3 separate regions of the Homo sapiens genome follow, and regions 1 and 2 are each linked to region 3. The links are chromatin contacts, found by Hi-C or POLR2A ChIA-PET in ENCODE. All regions are on one chromosome and are shown on one strand. Each heading gives the region's core, a stretch centred on a gene start or an enhancer-like site at or near the end of the contact. The rest is flanking DNA. Distances are from core to core; before and after follow the strand shown.

What was found. Hi-C counts contacts between places; a loop is a spot of excess contacts on that map. ChIA-PET counts read pairs that join two places held with the same protein, here RNA polymerase II (POLR2A). Pooled maps may share reads with other maps.
Region 1: a map of gastrocnemius medialis shows a loop between it and region 3 (5-fold over the local background). The contact joins the promoter of PTPN2 here to the promoter of LDLRAD4 in region 3. A Hi-C loop is called at or near these places in 1 of 168 maps with a recorded cell type or tissue (gastrocnemius medialis) and 1 of 50 pooled maps. POLR2A ChIA-PET finds 5 or more read pairs at or near these places in 1 of 52 experiments (GM12878).
Region 2: a loop to region 3 is called in a map of naive thymus-derived CD4-positive, alpha-beta T cell, with 11 times the contacts of the local background. The contact joins the enhancer-like site here to the promoter of LDLRAD4 in region 3. A Hi-C loop is called at or near these places in 2 of 168 maps with a recorded cell type or tissue (CD4-positive, alpha-beta memory T cell and naive thymus-derived CD4-positive, alpha-beta T cell), 1 of 37 single-sample maps with no recorded cell type and 13 of 50 pooled maps.

What each region holds. Positions count from the first base shown.
Region 1 is chr18:12,881,556-12,885,782 of GRCh38, forward strand. It overlaps PTPN2 (protein tyrosine phosphatase non-receptor type 2), which reads right to left and starts at 2,682. Exons shown (of 9, transcript NM_002828.4): 1 at 2,518-2,682. The coding sequence starts at 2,586. RefSeq lists silencers at 1,885-2,224, 2,605-2,894.
Region 2 is chr18:13,679,546-13,683,182 of GRCh38, forward strand. FAM210A (family with sequence similarity 210 member A) reads right to left here. Exons shown (of 4, transcript NM_152352.4): 2 at 2,060-2,560. The coding sequence starts at 2,532. Among named protein-coding and RNA genes, the nearest start is that of FAM210A, 45 kb to the right of the region's middle. Within about 2 kb of position 1,279, at least 2 of the 41 ENCODE cell types and tissues checked have a DNase peak (open chromatin) inside an H3K27ac peak, as active enhancers do.
Region 3 is chr18:13,217,510-13,221,201 of GRCh38, forward strand. LDLRAD4 (low density lipoprotein receptor class A domain containing 4) reads left to right here and starts at 1,251. Exons shown (of 7, transcript NM_001378100.1): 1 at 1,251-1,479. RefSeq lists a silencer at 42-411.

The sequences.
Region 1 (4,227 bases), core at 1,432-3,931, 330 kb before region 3:
AACTTCACACCAGTCTCCAGGCTAAACTGTGGGTGGTTCTCTCAGCATTCCCTCAGTGCCTTTGTGCACTCCCTCCTTGCTGGAACAGTAATTCTCTTCACCTCCCTTGTCCTCTTCCCCTGGCCAATGTCTTTCAAGACTTAGGTGAGGTCCTCCCTCCCTCGAGAAGCTTCACCAGAACTCCCATGTGTACCCCTTTTTGGGAAATACAGGACTCCTAGGTAACTCAACTCCACAAGACCCTGTGCTTCAAGCTAGCTTTACATGTATCACTTTAACGTTTTCATCAGCTTACCTATTTACAGGGCTGCATCCTTAAAAACTGGGACTCCTGTCTTTTAACAAGAATCCTCAGTGTCTAACACTAGCACATAACAAGCATGTTATGAACGAATGAATGAAAATATGGAACTACAATGAGGCCCCAAAAGAATAAGCCCTAGAGTGAGCACCTCGAGGGTAGGAAACTTGCCAGGAGCATTCTCTGCTGAATCCCCAAGGCCAGGAGCAAAAGCTGCAACTCCACTGGGGGTCCGGGCATATTTGTGGAATGGCTGAATGGATGTTCTAAGGCCACAGGAGAACACATAGCTCAAACTTCCTGACTTGCTTTCCATTACTAACTTTCTTGGTTTGTGACCTACTTTTACTGTAACACCAGTGTGCATGCCATGGTTTCTACTGACCAAACTAATGGTCTTGTTTTCAACTAGGAAAAAATAATATGAGCATTGACCAACCAAGGAAACTACAGGATTCCTCGGTAAGAATCTATAGAAGGATTTCCTTATCTTTTTGAAAATGCATGTGAAATCTCCAGTGGATGCGAGTTAAGTTCATTTTTCTGGAAAGAGGAATCACAATTCTCATTGAATTTTCAAGGATATTAATGATACCAAAGAAAATTAAATTTCTTAAACCAAAATGTTAAGCTGAATTAAGTTATATTCACTTTTCTCTTTTCAAATCTATTTCGATATATAACCTATCCCTTAGAGAGACAGCAGCCTCTGCTAAAACAAATGTAACTGGAGAAGATGCAGCTGGCAGGCTCTCTCACATGAAGATTCCTACCAGAATTTGCGTTTCAGATTGTCTATAATTGGAAGAGTCCTTACCAGCATTCTTTAAAACTTAGATCCCTATTCTAACATACTCTGTATCATGGGAATCAGAATATTTATACTTCCCACTAATGTGTTCAAGAAGAAAACGTTACTTTCTGAACACATTTTTCACTGCCATCTAATTAAATGGAAAGGGGAAAAACCCAGGATCATCCATTTACAGGAAAGCCCGTCTTTTACTTTACACAGAGAGAACCAAACATCAGAAGCAGCATTAACTTAACCGTCACCAAATTCAATCTTGGGAATAATACGACAAGGATTAAACGAAGGGGAAAGCAGTTACATCATTTTAAAAGAGATAAAGTTTTGTTTGAATTAAAAGGTAGTCTAGTTGACATAAAAAAAGCGAATCACAGGTGTTTATACTACATATTGCATCTATGTGAGCTGAACAGGCACGATTAGGGCGATAGGCATCGGAACACCGTGCCCCCGGGGAGGGGATGAGGGCACTTTCTCAGGGCAAGGAAAGGCTATTTTGATTTGAGGGGGCTTGCAAGAGGGGATTCATTTGTGACACCCGTCTGGGAGCACACATGAAAGCTGCGTTTCACTGTAGGGAAAGTATACCTCAGTAAGGAAAACTATAAAGAGAATGACACGCTATCACTGGACGAACACAAGCAAAGCCTCTTTCGTTCCGGGAAGGTTCTATGGGGGCCGAACCCACGCTGGGCGCTGCTGGGCCACGGGGGAAAATGAAGACGGAGGGTCCCGAGAGCGCTGCCCTCGCCAGAGGCCACGAGCCACCCCCAACCACCGCGGCTCCGCCAGGAGAGCGAGCTTCGCCTCGCAGAGGGCTGCGGCGGCCGGCCCGGCGCCCAGAGCGGCCTGCTCCCACAGGTCCTGCGCGGGCGCCAGCTGGACCCGGACGCCGCGGCCCGGCTCGCCCGCCCCCGCCCTCACCGCTCCCGGGGACGCCAGCTGCCCACCCGGCCACAAAACACCCGGCCAGAGAAAGAGCTGTCCGCGAGCAAGAACCAAGCACAGCGGCGTGGGAGCTACGGCGAAGCTGCGGCCCGGGGGCGCGCGCCCGAGCGCCCCCACGGCTTTCCCAAGGACCCCCAGACCCGGGCCGCGCAACGCTGGTGGCGCATCCACGCGCTCCCCAAGAAGCCGCTGTGGCACCGCCCTCCAGAACTAACTGCGCTTGCGCTAACCATGAGCTGCTCAGCTCAAGTATGCTTTTTTTTTTTTTTTTTTTAAACCAAAAGGAGCAAGAGAGCGGTCAGCGCAGGCGCGCCCCTGACGCGGACCGCGCCGCCACTTCCGCCCCGAGCGAGAGGCTAGAGGCGAGAGGCGGGGGAGGCGGGAGGGACCCTGCGGACAGGGCACGAGTCCGGGTCTCGGAGGAGGTCGGCGACTGCCGCGTGGGTCCGCGACTCACCAAGTACAGCGGCTGCCAGCGACGCTGAGTATCCAACTCTTCGAACTCCCGCTCGATGGTGGTGGGCATGGCTGCGGGAGCGAGCTGGCGCGAGCAGAGCCTGCGCCGGCGGAGAGGCTCAGGCCCCGCACGATCCGGGGAGAGCGCTGGCGCTGCGGCGCATGCGCGCTGCGCGCCGCGCCCCGCCCCCACGCCAAGCCCTGTCGGCCGTGGGGAAAGTACCTGGAGCGTCGGACGTCAGCGCGCAGACTCGGCGCCCGAGCGCGGCGCGAAGTCGGCGGCGGGGCGGGGCGGGGCGCTCGGGGGGCGGGGCTCGGGGTGCCCAGGTGGGAGGGGGCGGGGCCAGGGGACCACCCGGCGGCCGTGGTCCCTGCGCGCGGCACGAGGTGAGCCGCCCCTTGGGCTTGCGTCTTCCGACAAGAGAGAGGCGGTGGTCCGTGGGTAGCGCGGGGTTACTGGAATGGGACTCCCTGAGGAAGTCCCCTGAGAAGTCGCCGGCACGCTCCGCCTTCCTTCTTGCTTCCCATTTCTCGTTTTCTTCTCAGCCTTCATAGTTTTTTAAAGTGCTGTATTTGAATATTATTTTAAACATCATCTAGGTCAGATTAGCGGCCTGTGACCAACTTGGAAACAAATTCCTCATTCTTTTCTGCCCTGGTGTCAGCTCCTGTAAGCCTGCAGATTTTATGCCAAATAAACCGCTGGAGCAAAAGGAAAGGCAGCCAGCCTCTCCCGGAATTTGGGAGAGGGATACCTTGTTAAGAAAACGTTCTACAACTTACGAATTAGATTTAACTGTAAAAAATAGCACGTCCTCTTTTACCAAACAAACGTACTAGTTAGGGAAATCATCTTGCTTCAGATTTAAGATAGTTCTTTTTTAGTGCTTGTAATATCCTGCTATATAATCTTCATAAGAAACGTGAAGGGTTAGGAAAGGTTTAGCCGTGCTGTCCAGTATTGGGATTTAAATTTTAAATATTAACTTAATTCCTCAGTGGCACCAGCCACATTTCAGGTGTGCCATAACCATGTATGGCTAGTGGCTGCTATGTGGCAAAGTACATATGTAGAACGTTTCTATCATCGAAGACAGTTCTTTTGGACAGAGCCGGCCGAGAGGATTACAATACTTGGGGCAGAAAAGTGTCCTTAATCACATAAAATAATGAAAACCCTAGCCAGAAAAAAAAAAAAAAAAGTTGGCTACGGAAGCTAGAAGAAATCGTATTAACAAAAAAGCAGTCAGCAAGCTTTCTACTTACATAGTATGATTTAGAGATACAGGAAAGCTTCCCCCGAAAGACCCCACAATGTCTAATGGTCCTTGGTTCTGAAATTCTGTCATTGAATCTGATTATTTTGATTAAAGGCATGGTATCTCCCAGAATATCCTGTGAATGTTCGCATTAGTCTGCTCATCAGATTGCTTTCCAACCAAAAAATACTGTGTTCTACAAAGGAGGAGCATCTTTATCTCAAAGCAGCAGTTCTTATCGCCAAGTATTCAGCATCTCTTTGGAATTCATTTGTCAGCCTCTCTGGTTCCGGGAGCTGTATTTGCCTATCTTAGTTTGCTGAGTGCAGCGAAGAATCTAGAACAGTGGTTCTCACACCAGCATCATTTGCATCCAGTGTGAGCTTCTTTGAAATGCAAATTTGAAGGCCTCACCCCAAACTACTGAATCAGAATCTCTGGTGTTGGGGCCC
Region 2 (3,637 bases), core at 29-2,528, 460 kb after region 3:
CAAGGAGGACTGTTCTGGAAAGCAACCCATCCTGCCCATTATAAATTCTCTACGTGATGCTATGACAGAATTGACCCAGTGGTCGTGGCGGGGCAGTAGTGGTGGTCTAGCAACCCGATTCCTATGCTAACAAATAGCCCCAAAGCAAGGTGTAATGGGGAAGGGTATTATTTTAAAGTAGACAGTTGTATCACCATGTTTACATATAAGCATTCTGCAAAAAAGAGGGAGGAAAATAAAACTAAGAAAGTTGCATTTTACAGGGGATGACAGAGCATCACCCACAGCTGCTTCAGATGCCCACAGCACTGAAGAAATCTTAAGCATTATTAAGATCACTAGATTATTCTGGGTCTACTTTTTCAGTTACAGAACTTTTACCAGAGAATAAGGAAAAGTAAAAGGAACAAAAATATTATTCTTAATAGCCTAAATGAGAATCTCATATTCAATTAATTAAAAGCTTGAATTTCTCCCTCTAAGGCCAGCCAGGAGGCCGAATGCCTTGCCTTATCATACATGGGCAACCTGACGAGGGCAAAAGAAACACATATGTATTTTTCATGTCATCTTTCACAGACTGAATCACAAAAATCCTCCATGACTCAAAAAAGAAAATTTAATATGTAGAAATCCATTCATTACATAGCAGGACTGAATGCCTACAATAACTTTTGATCAAAATGGTAACTTTATTTTCTGTCAAAAAACCAAGGGCAGTTTTGAAGACTTCTATAAATATTAATCATGTCCAAAAATGTCATTAATAAACCAAGAAACAATTCCATAAAATATACACCTAAAGAATCTTCTGCAAGGAAAGATACAATTCTTAAAGAAAAGGATATGCAATGAAGAAGGATATAATTAAATAAGAGGAACATAATGTAAAGATACAAAGTGAAACAGAACAGCATCAATTACACAAGGTGAAAAAAAATCCTTTTAGAAATTTTGTCAAGAAATCTATGTGGTCCTGTGTTCCCAAAAATAGGTAGTTTCTATTCCATCATCCTGGAAGAGCTACTTATAGCTTAGTCTGCAATAGGCTGCTTCTAAAGAGTGAGCTTTACGTACAACACTAACCATATTTTGTTAATGTCTTGATATCAAGCCATTAAATATAATCAAGCACTGAAAACCACTCAACTCTGGAAAGTATAAAATAATTCTCAACCAATTAGGAGAGTTTACTGAAGTGTCTAAGTCCTTCACGCACACCAGGCCCGGACACTGAGGAATGGGCACTCGGCCGACTAGTGGCAGAAATGGGAAATCACTGGTCCTCCTAAGCCTAAAGCAGTGTGAAGCAAATAACTTACCTTAAGGGGAAGGCATAGTATTAACAAGAGAGATGCACTTTAAATTGTATGTTTCAAAACACTGGGAGGCTAGACCTACTAGATTAATTTCTGATCAGAACAAAAGACCTTTCCTTGACACTTACTGGACTTGGGTAATATCAATGCAAACAAATTAGCCGGACTTTGGCAAAATCTTGCAAATTTCCCACCAAAACCATACATATGGCAAAATAGACATCTTTTCACATTTATGAACATTCTAAGAAATATATAATTATGGAGTCATGGTGCTGCCAAATTTCTGAAATTTGATTATTTTATGTCTGTGCTTTCCTGAATGCCAGGATGAGATCTGCATATAGGAGAGTGTATGCTTTGAGATCAGACGCACCTAATTGGGTTTTTAGTCCAGGCACCACTTCTTAGCAACTGAGTTATTTTGGGAAAAGCTGAACTATTTTTACTTCTCCTTGCCTAATCTGTTTTCTCATTCATAAAATGGGTGTAACTGTGTAACTTGCTTTATATGGTTGCTGGGAGGATTAAATAAGATGAAACAGTTAAAAACTGCACCAGATGCTTGCTCCAAACAGTAAGCAAATGTTAGCTATTATTATTAAAATGTGAAAAAACAGTTATCCTCTATTGATGAAAAACATTAAAGCATTTAAAAATCTAAAGCTATCATTAGTACAATTAAAAAGATTAATATTCTGGTAAGACAGGGAAAGACATTCAACTAAGCAAAAACTTACTTCAAGGCTGCATAATAAAATGTTCCAAACCAAACACCAGAAGTTATTAGATGCACTGGAATCAGAACTTTTCCATACTGTCTAAATGTCTTCTTGAATCGTTGATAAAGACTAATAGATTTGTCTTGCAAAGGATCAGGCTCTTCCTTTTTTTCCGGAGTTCCCTGAGCTGTGGCACTGGATGAAAAAACCCTCCTGAATGAAACATGTTGCTTCCCTTGCTTATGGCGAAGGACTCCTGGTTGGGGTGGATGAGCATCCAATGGCCTCCTTTCCTTTGCAACACACTGGGCAGCAGATAAATGCAACCATTGTTTTTGAGGGCCTTGTACCAAAACCACTTTGGATTCAGCATTGTATAAAAGTAAAGGTCCCTTTACATTTTGACAGTGTCCAAAGAGACCAGCATTATGTGGTTCCAAGCATGTCCTGCGTGCCAGTCGAGATACAGTCCGTGGTACATTCCATTGCATTTTGAAGAGTGTTGATAGGTTTCAGCTTCTACAAAGACAATTTTTCAAAAAAATTAGGTAATACTTAGGTTTCCATTTTAAATCAATTCATTTGAAAATCAATCATTAACCATTAGGAAGTAAAAAGACAGACACTGCTACATAATCCACAAAAACTGATGTTAGGGTATAGAGTTTAAGCACAGTGTAATTTTAAAATCTCATAAAGGCCAGGTGTGGTTACTCATACCTGTAACCCCAGCACTTTGGGAGGCCAAGGCGGGTGGATCACCTGAGATCAGGAGTTCCGAGACCAGCCTGGCCAACATGGCAAAACCCCATCTCCACTAAAAATACAAAAATTAGCCAGGTGTGGTGGTGGGCACCTGTAATTCCAGCTACTCAGGAGGCTGAGGCAGAAGAATCACTTAAACCCGGGAAGCGGAGGGTGCAGTGATCTGAGATCGGGCCACTGCCCTCCAACCTGGGTGACACAGCAAGACTCCAGCTCAGAAAAATAAAATAAAATAAGCCAGGTGAGGTGGCCCACGCCTGTAATCCCAGAATTTTGGGAGTCTGAGGCAGGCGGATCGCTTGAGGTCAGGAGTTCGAGACCAGCCTGGCCAACATGGCAAAACCCTGTCTCTACTAAAAATACAAAAATTAGCCGGGAATGGTGGTGTGTGCCTGTAATTCCAGCTACTCGGGAGGCTGAGGCATGAGAATTGCTTGAACCCAGGAGGTGGAGATTGCAGTGAGTTGAGATCATGCCACTGTACTCCAGCCTGGGGGACAGAGCAAGACTCCGTTTCAAAAATAAAATAAAATAATAAAAATCTCATAAAACACACCATTTAAATATGATATGGTAAACTAGTCCAGCTGACACCATGGGGAATAATGTTTTGAGGCCTCTTGTTCTATAGAAGCAGTGTAGTATAGTGGGGGAAAAAATAAGATCTGGGTTCTGATGCTTTGGGGATATAATTCCACATAATTCCCTTTCAGGAACCAAGCCCATGTCCACTACTAAAATGAAGATGACTTTACAGGATTGTCACCAGGAATTACATAAAATTTCTGATGTAAAGACACTTTTGTAAACTAATGAGCATCATAAATGTTA
Region 3 (3,692 bases), core at 1-2,500:
CCACGGCGGCCCCGGTACCCGCGGCCTGGCCGCGCGCCGGGTCCCCACCGCGGAGTGGGAAGGAGGAGGAGAGACTGGAGGAGTTGGAGACAGACACAGCCGCGGCGCGCAGTCACGGCTGGAGACAGACGGCGGCGACGGCGGCGGGAGGCGGGACACTCCCCCCTCCGGCGACTGGAGGCGGGACACCTCCCCGGCGGCCGCAGCGCCGCGTCCCCTCTCTCCCCGCGCTGAGGCTGCGGACCGGGCCCGGCGGGATTAGCAGGCGAGTGCGTTGGCCCTGCCCGCTCCGCGCGCCGCCGCGGCCGGCCGGGGATCCCCTGCAAGCCACTGAGCCGCTGCCGCCGCTGCAGCCAGACAGGCTGCGGGTGCCTGGGAAAGTGGAAGCAGGGCGGGGAGCGCGGGGGAGGCCCGGGGGTGAGGTCCTCAGCTCTTAAAGAACCCCGGCGCGCCGCGCTCCCCGCCGGCCCGCCGCGCGCCCCCTGCCGCGCCCCGCACAGCGCCCCTCCCCCTGGCCAGCAGGGCCGGTGGCCGCGGAGCCGCACTGCGGGCAGTCCCCGCCTCCGCTCCGGGGGGGCGGCCCAGGTGAGTGCGGACCCGAGGTGGCCGCAGTGGTCGGGGCTTCTGGCCCAAGTTCACCGCTGCGCTCCGGAGGGAGGGGTGGCGGGGGACTCGGGAACCGGACGCTTTGGGAACTGGACGTCCGCGAGCCTGCGCCGTCGGCTGGGGCCGGAGGGAGAAGCTGGGCGCCGAGCGCGCGAGGTCTGTGAGGCTTGGTCCGGGTGGGCTTGCCGGTGGGCACGGCGGGGATCCGGGGCTGGCCCGCGGGCGGGGTTACGCCGGTGGAGGGACTTCGCCGACCCCCACCCCGTTTTCTGTTTCCTGGTGCCCTGGGGCGCAGGGTGTCCCGCGGTTGCAAGACTGAATTCTGCACCGCCCGGAGGCCAGGATGGGCGCGCGGATGGCAGCCCCAACTGTCTCCGCGCCCCTAGGCCTCGGCGAGCCGTGGCGGGCAGGGACTGGAGGTCAGCGGGAAGCGGGAAGATCCTGCAGGACCTGACCGGGGAGTTTGCGGGAAGGAGGGGGCGGGCCAAGCCCCGCAGCCCCTCAGTCCCGCATCCTGCACCGCGCGCTCCCCGGCCCCGGCCCCTCGGGCCCGCTTCACCCGGCGTCCCCCCGGGTCCCCCCGCGCGCGTTGACGTCGGTCGCGGGACCGCCCGGAGCTCCCGGCATTGGCTGGGAAGTCGATTGTCTGGGGCTGCTGCTGTTGCACTTAGGCTGGGTCTCCGAGCCCCGGAGGAAGCAGGCGTGTGTTGAATTTCTCTCTGCCCCTCACCTTGGAATAAACAGGAAGCGACAAGCACCCAGCCCGGCCCGGCACTTGCCTTTGTGAAGGGGTCTGCCCTGCACAGCCTTTAGGAAGCTTCCTCGGGACCCCTTCCCGGTGCGCCGCCCCGGGTGGGCCTGGGGGCGCGCCCTGTGAGTACACCGGTGGAAGACAGTGGGTTCGGTTTAGGTTAAATCGCTATCGTGGCGGAGAGGGCATTTGCTTGTTTAAACTTTTTTTTTTTTTTTTTTAATTGGAAAAGGAGAAGGTTTCCCGATGAGGCAGAGGTTTTCAGGACGACAGGGACGCATGGTGGGTGGGCGGCACTGGGGGAAGGCGCATCCGAGAGTACAGCGTTCTTGGGTCACCTACCTGGAGGGACACCTCGTCGCCAGTCAGGGCAGCTAGAAGCTCTTTAAAGCAAGCAGGACTCCTTAGCTCTGCCCAGGCACAGGAATGGTTGCTGTGTGCCCATAGCCGCATGAACTAGCATGATTTTTGTTTTTCCCCCAAAATTTTTTAATTAGCTAGAATTAGATAATTTTGATTTGCTTCTTTTCTTTTCCTCTGTGTCTTGGTCTATTCCCTTCTCTTTTTCTCTTTTCTAATTATTTTGGCATCTTCTCATCCCCGGACCAGCGCTGCTTTCTAAATGTTAATTACCATTGCAATACATATTTATTGAGGGCCTACTATGTGTTAGGCATTGTAGGATGTGAGGTAAGAGTAGCTGCACAGAATGTGGGTTCTGAGCGCTAGTATTAGTAAGTTATTTGCAGTAGAGGTGGATAGAGATGGTGAGCAGCATTGACTCTCAAAAATAGGGTCCTATGGCTGGTAAGGAGGTTGGTGCCTTCTCGAAGGGCTAGTGCTGGGAAGCTTCCTTTTAAAAACGGCCCTTTCTGCCGGTTTGGCTAGCCAAGAATGGCATCCTCCTCTCTGTATCTTCCCTGGAGCTTCAGGACTGAGTATTGAATGACAGAGAAGGTTCTGCAAAGTCTGCACAGGGAGACTGCCATTGCATCAAGTCATGTCTGCATTCTGTATATGGTATTGTCTTTTCTAGTCTTTAACTCGAGTGTGTTGTCATCTGTAACTCTCCCTTTGTACTCTGCACAATTCTTCTGGAATATAGTCTTTGTGTTCAGTCAAGGATCAGAGTGTCAAATCTGAGTCATTACATAGACAAATGAGGATGTCTGAGTATTACCCATGTATATTTATTGAATTATATTTGGTTTCCCATCAACCCTTGAAATGTTATTTGATGGACCTTTCTAAGCAGTGCTTTTTAAAACAGGGGGCTAACTTCCTTATGATCTTTGAAAGCTTAATTCTTTTTAAGAGCTTCATTTTGCTATTGACATTGAACACAGTGTTAGGAATTAGGGCTGGGAATGTAAATGCCAGTAAGGGATTTGCTGTAATGGAATTGTAGCTACCTTCCTCCCTTGTTTTAAATGACCTCTCTAATTTCTTAACATTCTGCTGTTACCCTTGGAAGGGCTTGCCATTGTTGGCCATGGTCCTGGTTCGTGTAGGTTTGTATTTACATTGGAGAAGACTCTTCCCGGCAGGTTTTTAGGGCTGTCTCTTGAATCCTCTCATGGGCTTGGTTTGCAAGACCACAATCCTGCAGTGGAACGCAGCCAGTGCCAGCTGCTTATTAAGGGATTTTGTGCCAATTTGTTGGCACATTATTTGAGACTCCTGCACCCCACCCTACTCCCACTGGAGTATATACATACATAGACAAATATTTATTTTCCCCCAACTGCTGACAGTGTTCTAAGAATAGTTTTCTTGCCTGGCACGCGGAGAGCAAGGGCCCGTCTGCAGAGGTGTTTACAGTTTGGGACTGTGCTGTAGTCTTGGTTGACTTAGCAGCCTGGCAGACCAGCCTCATAGCTCCTGGGACGCTCTCTGTTTTTGCTCTGGGCTGCTGCAGGGGTAACCTCCCTGACTGATAGGGAAGCACAGTCAGAGGAGAGTGACTTTTGCTCCTTGTGCATGGTTTCTGGCAGGCAGTCCAGCAGAGATCCCTGAGCTCCTGACGTCTCTGCATGTAGCCAGCATAAAGTCTCCTTGTGGTGGGTGGGAGGTGACTGCTCTACGTCATCACGTAAAACCAAAGCCACCTCAGGGCCCTGGGCAGGAATTCTTGAAATTGTAGACTGCTCTGATCTTTCTGGTAGTCCTTGCCATGTTTCTTCTCATCTTTCTTTGGAATCTGGGCTTATCCAGTCTCTATGATGTGTCCTTCTTCCTGTGTAAGAGTTAGTAGAGAAGGAAAAATGTTATCCCTCAAGAAGTGATAAAACATTGTAAAAGAAGAGCGCACCATATTAACCTGGAAAAATTTTTG